2 separate regions of the Homo sapiens genome follow, and region 2 is linked to region 1. A link is an interaction called in ENCODE POLR2A ChIA-PET data of the cell type or tissue named here. Cell type or tissue: PC-9. All regions are shown on one strand. Each heading gives the region's core, and the rest is flanking DNA. Links, peaks and the distances in the headings are about the cores only. Region 1 has its middle 80 kb from the start of TFPI2. Region 2 overlaps LOC105375402 (a long non-coding RNA gene).

Evidence for each region. ChIA-PET counts read pairs that join two places held together with the same protein. Peaks named below come from ENCODE experiments on the same cell type or tissue, not always from the same donor. Only the 100,000 strongest peaks of a DNase experiment are listed, where the experiment ranks them.
Region 2: POLR2A ChIA-PET joins it to region 1 with 5 read pairs; 2 of 35 experiments call an interaction of 5 or more read pairs at or near these places.

Annotation. Positions count from the first base shown.
Region 1 is chr7:93,807,988-93,813,379 of GRCh38, reverse strand. No RefSeq gene overlaps it. Among named protein-coding and RNA genes, the nearest start is that of TFPI2, 80 kb to the left of the region's middle. In PC-9, for the core only: no CTCF peak of the experiment used is centred there; no DNase peak of the experiment used is centred there.
Region 2 is chr7:93,912,314-93,917,705 of GRCh38, reverse strand. It overlaps LOC105375402 (a long non-coding RNA gene), which reads left to right. Exons shown (of 3, transcript XR_927751.3): 2 at 1,186-1,270; 3 at 2,611-3,764. Among named protein-coding and RNA genes, the nearest start is that of GNG11, 6.7 kb to the left of the region's middle. RefSeq lists an enhancer at 2,168-3,367. In PC-9, for the core only: no CTCF peak of the experiment used is centred there; DNase peaks (open chromatin) are centred at 1,655, 2,725 and 3,055; H3K4me3 peaks cover 1,004 bases; H3K27ac peaks cover 1,895 bases.

The DNA of each region.
Region 1 (5,392 bases), core at 235-5,234:
ATAGTGGAGCGTGTTTGGATGTACACAATGACAGTTCCTTGATTTCCCTCAAGAACATTATTAGGTTATCAAGGGCTTTATCTTTTCCCAGCTTTTCCTGTTGTTGAGCATTTTCTTCTATATCAATTATCTATTTTTTCTACCTATTTATCCCAAAATGCAGGGGCTTAAAACAATTGCTGTGTTGCATGCTCACAATTCTGTGGGGCAGGAATTTAGACAGAGGATGCTGGGGATAGTTTAGCTTATTTCTGCATCACATGGCATCAACTGGTGCAAGCAAAATGGCTGGGGGATGGATACATCAGTTAGACTGGGGTCGTAGGTCTGGGGCTTCTCCTCTTGTTATTTCAGGGTGCCTTCAAATATTCTGGCATATAGCAAGGGACTAAGAACTGAGGAGAGCAACCCCTCCTACAGCTGGGATATGCCAGAGGTCCCAGGCTTGGCTTTATCCTGTAACAAATAGGACCTAGTAGTCTTATTGAACTTGAGGGTTGCTGCTTCCATGACAGCTGGATATGGAAGGTCATGTGCCCAGTGTGTGGACAGAAGCTGCCACTCTAATGACATGTAGCATAAGCTAAGAAGAGCAGTTCCTTACATGTGAAGCCTAAGGACAACTTATAGCCATGGTAGATAATCCAGAAACTCCAAAAGATATGAGGAAGTTGCCAAAGCCTCTACAATAAAGGAGTCTCTGGGGGCAATAATAGGAATGCCTGTTGTATCCCAATTTGAACAGCTTCCAGAGTCTTTTGTTGTAATCTACAGTAACAAAATATTTACAGATTACTGTTTGTACGGTCAGTAATTTCAGTAATATTGGGTATGGAGGCCTTAATGGATGTGAACAAGGTATTAAGGTTGGGTTAGTGCACTGTTTGATATTACTCATTTATGCTAAGTATAAGAAGAGGCCAAATTTTACTATTAAATGGAGAAGTGGGGATAATAAATGTAAATAGGTCTTTATGTAAATAGGTCTTGTATAATGATAGGTGCTGAAGGCTTCTGTTTAAATTTACGTTGAGCCACACTAACTATTTCAACTAAGAGGAATGAGGAAGGGGTACCTCATTTATTTACCATGTGGACTCTTCACATGGTCAGCTTGACCTCCCTCACTGCATAGTGTTCCCAAGGTAACTGGACTTCTTAAATGGCTGCTGGCTTTCCCCAAACGCAAAAGTAGAAAGCGCAAAAGAAAAAGCCTCTAGGTTTTCCTAAAGCTTCGGCTCAGAACTGGCACATTGTCACTTCTGCTGCATTTTATTCCTTAAAGCAGATTTCAGGCCAGCCCATATGTAAAGAGGGGAGATTATACAAGGATGAGGATACCGTGAGGCTGGTTCATATGGCTGGTGACCAAAGTAATAGCCTATCACACCTTCCAAAGCAATTTCTACTTCCAAACTTCCCTGACTTCTGGCACATTGAACATGTTTTGACCACAGAATGTATGAGCAGCAATACTCACAAATACGTGGGGAGACATCATAAATATCACAAATCAGATAAAGTGTGTTAGAGCACATGAAAAAAAATTACAGAAAGCATAAAATCAGACCTCATATTTCCTTTCTCTTAATAAGACTGTAAGGTTGAACAACCATGAGTAATTTTCCAGAATCTAATTGGCTCAAGGACAACCTTCTATCATATTATGATATCTTACGCTTACTATCTTTTGTTTAGCAGGGTTTGTTGTGAGAAAAAAAATAGCTAGCTAGGATTTCTATCATTTTTTATTCAACTTTTAAAAGCATTAAAAATGTATCACTTAAAATATATGTGGGAAAAAGAAAGAGTGAGCAAAGGGGCACTGATATGTGCATAAAGAGGGAGGAATTGAAGTGATCAGGTGAAAATGAAATGAACTGCCAAGTCTCCATTTAGATAACAAGCAGGATAGGGTTATTTACTGTTCTATTCCATCACTGACATTTTCTTTCACACCACAGGTTGCCATGACCCCTCATTTTATAGCATTTCACCATCAGAATTCTGCCACATGACATTTCACTAACCACATTTCATTGAACATCTCTTAACCCTTGACATTTGGTCACTGATGATATATTTTGAATCTGCAACCAGAAACCTTTTCCAAAGAAGTAAGCCATGTTTTTAGAGTCAATGAAAAGGATGTAGATGTCCTCTCTTTATTTTAATGAGACATTTTCCATTCCCCAGATGTAAGATTTTCTACTAATATTCTTTAGATGCAAGTTAAAAATATTATTTCTCCCTCTACTAAGATTTGCTCAGCACATGTTATAATCTTAATAACTACTATAAAGCTATTCAGAAGAAACATCTTTTCTTTTAAGGACTAAAAGTAGCTTATTACTTTTTAACTATTCTTTGCTTCTCAGAATCTACCTGACAAGAAGACTTTTATTTGGGATTTTTATTTGTAAATTTCTCTTACATTTTACAATTGTTAAAACAGTGTATTATAACTTAGCCTAAATTTTAATTTTCCTTTGAATTTCTACATACTTTTTAGCAACCCAATGAACTTTCATGTCTTCCTCAAATAGCTCACAATACTTGCTAAGCAACTATATTAGGACTTGGCAAACAACAGTGTACAGGCCAAATATGGCCCATGGCATGTTTTTGTAAATGAAGCTTTATTGGAACACAAGCAATTTATTTGCACAGTACCACAGCTACTCTTGTGCTACAGTAGGAAAGTTGAGTAGTTGCAAAAGACACTGCAAAACCTAAAATATTTACTATCTGACTTTTACAGAAAAACTTTTCTAATCTGTGAGAATATTGTAGTTTCATAAGACAGCATTTTGAAATATTTTGATTCACTTCTGAAAGACAAAAATAGTTATATATCTCAAAATGAGATTATGTGTACACAAACTTCTTGATCCATAAAGAAATGTAACTGTTTTTCTCCATCGTCCATATTGTGTATTTTATTTTTCTTTCTTTTCTTCTGTGCAATTTTATGGATTTTTTTTCTTTGGTTGCTCTTTTTTTTCCCCTTTTTGGACATTGTTCTTAAAGTGTGGTTTCTTGACCACCTCAAAGTCACCCGATACTCGTCAAAAATCAAATCACTGGGTTCCATGTCACTGAAGCCGGTGATTCTTCAGCTTTCCAGTCACTTATTTTTCTTTGGTGTCAGGGCACGCATTCTCATTCCACTGTGCTTCACACTGGTCAATGCAAATGATAGATTTTTAGCAACTTCCAATTCCTTTTCAGATTTCATAATTCACAGAATCAGTTAATAGTTTCAGATATCATTAGAAAACTTGGAGGATTATCTGCCTTAAAAGCAAATGTTATTGATTAGAATAAGATTGTCCTGTAAGAAAAGAATTTATGTAGTTTCTACACATTGGAAAATCTTTTCATTTGATCTACGTAATAGTTATCTATTTCTGCATATTACAAATTACGCCTATAATTTATTAGCTTGAAATAAATATGTCAGTAATTCTGGGCATTGGTTTTGCAGGGTGACTTTGGACCAGGGCCTCTCAGAAGATTGCAATCAAGGTGCTAGCCAGAGTGACAGTCATTGCATGGCTTGACTTCCATGCTCACTCACGTGGCATTTAGAAGGAAGACTTCTGTCTTCAATGGAAGCTCACAGCATGGCAGCTGACTTCCTTCACAGCAACCAAGAAAAAGAGAAAGAGAGTACAGCTGCCATACCGCAAACTGTCCTAATGGAGAAGCCCATAGGATAAAGACCTAATATCCGTGGTCAGCAGCCAGTGAAGCCACAGGAGGACTCTTTTAAGCTTAATCCTTAGTTAAACCTTGTGGCCTTATGAGAGACTCTGAGCTAAGAAATGTACCAGAGCAACTATTTAATGCAAACATCAACCAAAGAATGTTTGTGTTGCTCTATTAATAGCAAATAAAGAAGTTTTTAAGGCCAAAAACAAAACCACAGATAAATAATAAAATAATATATATTTTAAATATTTTTTTAAAAAATTATTTTCCATAGGTTATTGGGGTACAGGTGGTATTTGGTTATAAGAGTAAATTATTTAGTGGTGATTTATGAGTTTTTGGTGCACCCATCACCCAAGCAGTATACAATGCCACCTACTTGTAGTCTTTTATCTCTCACCCCCCTCCCACCCTTCCCCCTAAGTCTCCAAAGTCCGATGTATCATTCTTATGCCTTTATGTCCTCATAGCTTAACTCCCACATATCAATGAGAACATATGATGTTTGGTTTTCCATTCCTGAGTTACTTAACTTAGAATAATCGTCTCCAATCTTTTCCAGGTTGCTGCAAATGCGGTTAATTCATCCCTTTCTATGGCTGAGTAGTATTCCATCATATATATATGCCACAGTTTCTTTATCCACTAGTTGATTGATAGGCATTTGGGTTGGTTCCACAATTTTGCAATTGCGAATTGTGCTGCTATAAACATGAGTGTGGAAGTATCTTTTTTGTATGATGACTTCTTTTCCTCTGGGTAGATACCCAATAGTGGGATTGCTGGATCAAATGGTCGTTCCTCTTTTGGTTCTTTAAGGAATCTTCACACTGTTTTTGATAGTGGCTGTGCTAGTTTACATTCCCAACAGCAGTGTAGATGTGTTCCCTGATCACCACATCCATGCCAACATCTACTATTTTTTTTTGATTTTTTGATTATGGCCATTCTTGCAGGAGTAAGGTGGTATCACATTGTGGTTTTGATTTGCATTTCCCTAATCATTAGTGATGTTGAGCATTTTTTCGTATGTTTGTTGGCCATTTTATATCTTATTTTGAGAATTGTCTATTCACGTCCTTAGCCCACTTTTTGATGGGATTGTTTGTTTTTTTCTTACTGATTTGTTTGAGTTCATTGTAGATTCTGGATATCAGTCCTTTGTCAGAAGTATACATTGTGAAAACTTTCTCCCACTCTGAGGGTTGTCTATTTACTCTGCTGACTGTTCCTTTTGCTGTGCAAAAGCTCTTTAGTTTAATTAAGTCCCAACTATTTATCTTTGTTTTTATTGCATTTGCTTTTGGGTTCTTGGTCATGAAATCCTTGCCTAAGCCAATGTCTAAAAGGGTTTTTCCAACGTTATCTTCTAGAATTTTTATAGTTTCAGGTCTTAGGTTCAAGTCCTTAATCCATCTTGAGTTGATTTTTGTATATGGTGAGAGATGAGGATCCAGTTTCATTCTCCTACCTGTGGCTAGCCAATTATCCCAGTTCCATTTGTTGAAAAGGGTGTCCTTTCCCCACTTTATGTTTTTGTTTGCTTTGTCGAAGATCAGTTAGCTGTAAGTATTTGGGTTTATTTCAGGGTTCTCTATTCTGTTCCATTGGTCTATGTGCCTATTTTTATACCAGCACCATGTTGTTTTGGTGACTATAGCCTTATAGTATAGTTTAA
Region 2 (5,392 bases), core at 275-5,274, 100 kb before region 1:
GGCAGAGATTGCAGTGAGCCAAGATCGTACCACTGCACTCCAGCCTGGGCGAGAGAGTAAGACTCCATCTCAAAAAAATAAAATAAAATAAAATACAAATAAAAATAAATGATTTCTCTTACCAATTTTGTTTCTATATTACTTTAACTCCCATCATATATAACTGATCATTCTCATTACTTAGTTTACTATTTTCCTCATGTAAACACATTATTGAGGCATTTAGGAAGTTTGATCCAATATAAACTTTTATAAGCACCACTCTTGCCTGCTTTTAAAGTCAATTACATTGTCCAGACAATTTGTTAGTTGATATGACACTTTTCAAAGATGAACAGTGCTTCTGACTTGGGAAATCTCCAATGTAGTACTGAAATTAAAACAACCGTAGAAATTATAATGAGAAAAAGTAAAGTAACGTTAAATGACTTAAGAGACACACAAAATACTCTTGAGGTAGAATGGGAGAGATAGTCTCATAAGAAGAGTAGGATTTCAAAAGGCTGAAATGGGGTGGAGTGGAGGGAGATCTCAGGTGGAGGGATCAGTATGACCAAATTCCAGGTGGTGGGAAAATGTCCACGGGAAGTATAATAATAGAGGACATTTGTTAGGCTTCTTTCTATGTACCCGTTTCTGATCTAAGAGATTATAAGTATTCAGATAATCTAGCCTAATCACTAATTTTATATATAAAAAAAAACAGATTCAAAAAGTTCACGTCATTTGTCCAAGTTCTCAATGACAAGGTGGAAGAGTCAGGGTTTTAATTTTGAATTGTTGGGCTGCAAACTTTGTCTCCAATGGTAAACTGAAAGTTAGAGATGTTGGTTAGGACCATCTTCTACAGGTTACTGAATGCCATAGCATGTACTTACTTTGTATTTATTTTAATCAGAGAAAGGGAGATATACTGAACACTTCACTAAATAAATACTAACTTGCAGGTGGAAAACTTCTAGAGACAAACCACAATTAAATAAACAAATAAATTGTAGTATGCCAGGTGGTGATGGTGCTACGGGGGAAAATAGACTGAGAGAGAGAGACAGGAAGCGCTTGGTGGAGGTTGGGAGGACTGTATGGAGAGGGTTTTGTAAATTTAAATAGGAGGATAAAAAGCTTTTCTTGAGGAAAAATAGATAAGACATTCAGTAACTAATCCCAGAATCCCTTAATACTCAGAGCACATTTGATGAAGACACGTGGTGGGGTGTGTTGCTGACTGTTCAGCCAGAAGCCCAGAGTCTTGACCGAAGAAATTTGTCAGGTGACTTCTCTGAAACTTTATTTTCTCCATTTCAAAATGAAGAGTTTAGACAAGAGTCAACAGATATTTGTTGAGCATTTATGATGATCAGAGTGGGAGGGCATTGTGCTAGAAGCCAAACTTTGGTACAACTTTCAGACTCCCTTCCAGACCAAATAATAGATAATTTTAATGTTTTTTTTTAAAGTGTGACAATCAATTAGTATTTCTGAGTATTCTGATCACTGAAGTATACAAAATAGCACTGTAAATGTGAGACAGCAACAAGAAAACACTGACCACAAAAGTGGTTACTGATTTAGGTAATTACAACTTGTCATTTGTTACAGAAGCAGAGGCAAGTTTTCTCTTAGTCATTAACACAATGGTAGTGAAATGTGACTCATGTAAACTCAACAGGATGCCAGAAGGACCTGATGTAGGTGATGGAGATTTCTCTCTCATGTGTGCTCACCTTGTTAAAGAAAAGACTGTGGTGTTGAGTCTTCATGATGATAGGGTAAAATAGCATGTTTCTTAAAGCACTTTAGAAATTTTGTCTAGATCCTTTCTCAGTAATAATACTAGTTAACACTTATTGTATCTTACCATGGACCAGGTAATATGCTGAGTGTTATAGTTGCATTAGTGTATTACTTAACCCCTACACAAAACAGAAGATATAACCATTATTGTCTTCATCCTATGCTAGGAGAAACAAATTTAGAAAGAATTAAGTAGCTTATCCAAAGTGAGTTGGGCAGTAAAGTGGCAGAGCCAGAACTGTCTGGCTCCTAAGTGCATGCTTATAACCGTGATTCTGCTGCTGGTTAAATTCACCGTGCTCCGTGACCACAGACTGAACCCTCAACCCAGTTGGCATTCTGGGGAAAAGTCACAAGATAGGTGAACTGCATATCAGAAAAATAAGCTTCCTAATTCCATAAGCAAGAGAAAGTTTGGGAAAGAAAACAGAAATTTAACCACAAAATTTCTGGGTAGAAAGTTATAAGTATTGAAAGGGAAGTGAAAAAACATAAAACAGTAAATATATGCTGACAACTCAGAATAATATAGAATCATTTATAAAACATAGTTCTTTTTAAAGAACTTTAAGCAATATTTTTTTGGCAATTATGTGTTAAACCCTGTGCCAGCTATGTTAAGAAAAACATAGAATGATGGGTTACCACACCCCAATTTTTATTAAAAGTTTACATCTATAAATTTAAAAATTCATGTACATGCATAGTAGTAGCATTATGTGTGAAAAAAATCCATATTGTTGTTAACGTTTGAGATATTTCCAAGAATTTGTTTAATTTTTTTTCTTTTTTTTTTGGTATTTTGAAATCACACAGCCTCCTTTGAGCTCTTTGAAGGGATTTTTGTCCTCTGGGATGCCCTTTACCAGTGGATCCTTGCCAGATCATTCTTCAACGTAATCTCTTCTTCACAACATTTGGATACCTTAAGGGGAAGGAAAAACGGATGACTCATTTGGTTTAAAACAGAATACTCCAGATGCCAAGAATTTATTTACTGCAATAAGTTTTCAGGTCGTATAATTTCAGTTTGATTCTCTCTGCTTTCCACCAATGCATACGTACTTTGTAGGAAAGAAGAAAGTTGCACCCTTCCCACTCCTTCTGGATATATCTCCAGACAAAGGAAAAACAGCTGGCCATGCTCCAGCTAAAGATTCCCCGTAGACACTGCCTCCAACATCAAAGGAGACAAGACCCAGGAATCAGAACACAACTGGCAACGGAAGTCAAGAATGTCATCAGATTTCATACTGATTAAATCTTTTTCCTCATTCCAAAAATGTGACTCGTAAAGGTGGAAGAGAATAATTATTAAATTCCAGGCTTATCATCATCCCTAAATTCTCAGAAGTATATACATGGCGTGATCTCCACTCACTGCAACCTCCATCCTCCACCTTCTGGGTTCAAGTGATTCTCCTGCCTCAGCCTCCTGAGTAGCTGGAATTAGAGGCACACGCCACCATGCCCAGCTAATTTTGTATATTTAAGTTTGTTTTTGTTTTGGTAGAGACAGGGTTCACCATGTTGGCCAGGCTGGTCTCGAACTGCTGATCTCAGGTGATCCTCCCATTTAGGCCTCCCAAAGTGCTGAGATTACAGGCATGAGCCACTGCACCTGACCCTAAGATTCCTTTTCTAGATGAAGAGAATGCCAAGTCAAAAGATGAACTGTGTCTGATGCTCTGAGTATCTTAGCAACTACTTATAATTCATGGTATCAGAATGATTTCTCCGGTGAGGAGTGGTGGCTCAGGCCTGTAATATCAGTACTTTGGGAGGTCGAGGCGGGAGGATCACTTGAGGTTAGGAGTTTGAGACCAGCCTGGCCAACATGGCAAAACCTCTTCTTTACTAAAAATACAAAAAGAGTTAGCCGGGCGTGGTGGGACTGAATTACTTGAACCAGGGAGGCAGAGGTTGCAAGTGAGTCAAGATCGTACCGCTGCACTCCAGCCTGCGTGAGAGAGTGAGACTCTTGTCTCAAAAGAATAAAATAAAATAAAAAATAAAAAAACAGATTTCCCTCACCATTTTTTTCTGTAAGACTTTAACTCCCATCATACATAATTGATCATTCTCATTACTCAGTTTACTATTTTCCTCATGTTAACTCATATTTTAGTAATTTAGGAAGATTGATATTAGCTTGGTTTTAAAATTTGGCTAAAATAAAACCAGTACAAATTAAAACAACAGTGAGGTGTTTTCTTTTCTTTTTTCTTTTTCTTACTAAAGCTTACACTCATCTATGTGTGCAAAATATGTTTAAAGTCCAAGTAGCTCAAATGATATATTGTAGTATCTATAATAACTCATTCTCATTAATGACACCAGAAAATTTTGTTAAAGAGTCACATGTTAAGGTTGTGTGGGAGTGGTTTTTGTTGCCTTGTAGTCTTACTTCATTTTCTTTAACCTAGTTATCCCAGTCCTGAAATAACAAATTCTGAACAAACCAAAGTCACTGACAGTTATAGCTCTGTAGCCTGTGGGACAGTCATGATTTCATTTCCTTCTTCCTGGACCATCTTTCTCTATACTTCCTTCCTGTGATTTCTCTCTTACTCAAAACCTGCTGACAATCTGTGTTTTAAGCAACAGGAATTGTCCCCTACTGGTGATTTAATCATGAATTAAGTCAATAAGAATTCTGAATTATCCAATATAAACATTTTATAAGCACTATTCTTGCCTGCTTTTAAAGTCAATTTCATTGTCCAGACAATTTGTTAGTTGATATGACAGTTTCAAAGATGAACAGATCTTCTGGCTTGGGAAATTTCCAATACAGCACTGAAATTAAGACAACCATAGAAATTATAATAAGAGAAAGTAAAGTAATGTTAAATGACTTAAGAGATACACAAAATACTCTTGAGGTAGATTGGGAGAGAAAGTCTCATAGAAGAGTAGGATTTCAAAAGGCTGAAAATGGGGTGGGGTGGAGTGGAGGGAGATTTCAGGTGGAGGGATCAGTATGACCAAATTCCAGATGGTGGGAAAATGTCCACGGGAAGTATAATAATAGAGGACATTTATTAGGCTTCCTTTTATATACCCATTTGTGATCTAAGGGATTACAAGTATTCAGATAATCTATCCTAATCACTAGTTTTATACAAAAAAAAAAAAAAATGTTCAAAGAGTTGAAGTCATTTGGTCATTTGTCCAAAGTTCTCAATGACAAGGTGGAAGAGTCGGGGTTTTAACTTCACATTGCTGGGCTTCAGAATCTGTCTCCAATGGTAAACTAAATGTCATAGCAAATATTTACTTTGTATTTATTTTAATCGGAGGAAAGGGGCCATACTGAACACTTCACTAAATAAATACTAATTTGCAGGTGGAAAACTTCTAGAGGCAAACCACAATTAAATAAACAAATAAATTGTAGTATGCCAGATGGTGACGGTGCTACGGAGGAAAATAGAGTGCGAGAGAGAGACAGGAATTGCTTGGTGGAGGTTGGGAGGACTGTATGGAGAGGGTTTTGTAAACTTAAATAGGAGGATAAAAAGCTTTTCTTGAGGAAAAATAGATAAGACATTCAGTAACTAATCCCAGAATCCCTTAATACTCAGAGCATATTTGA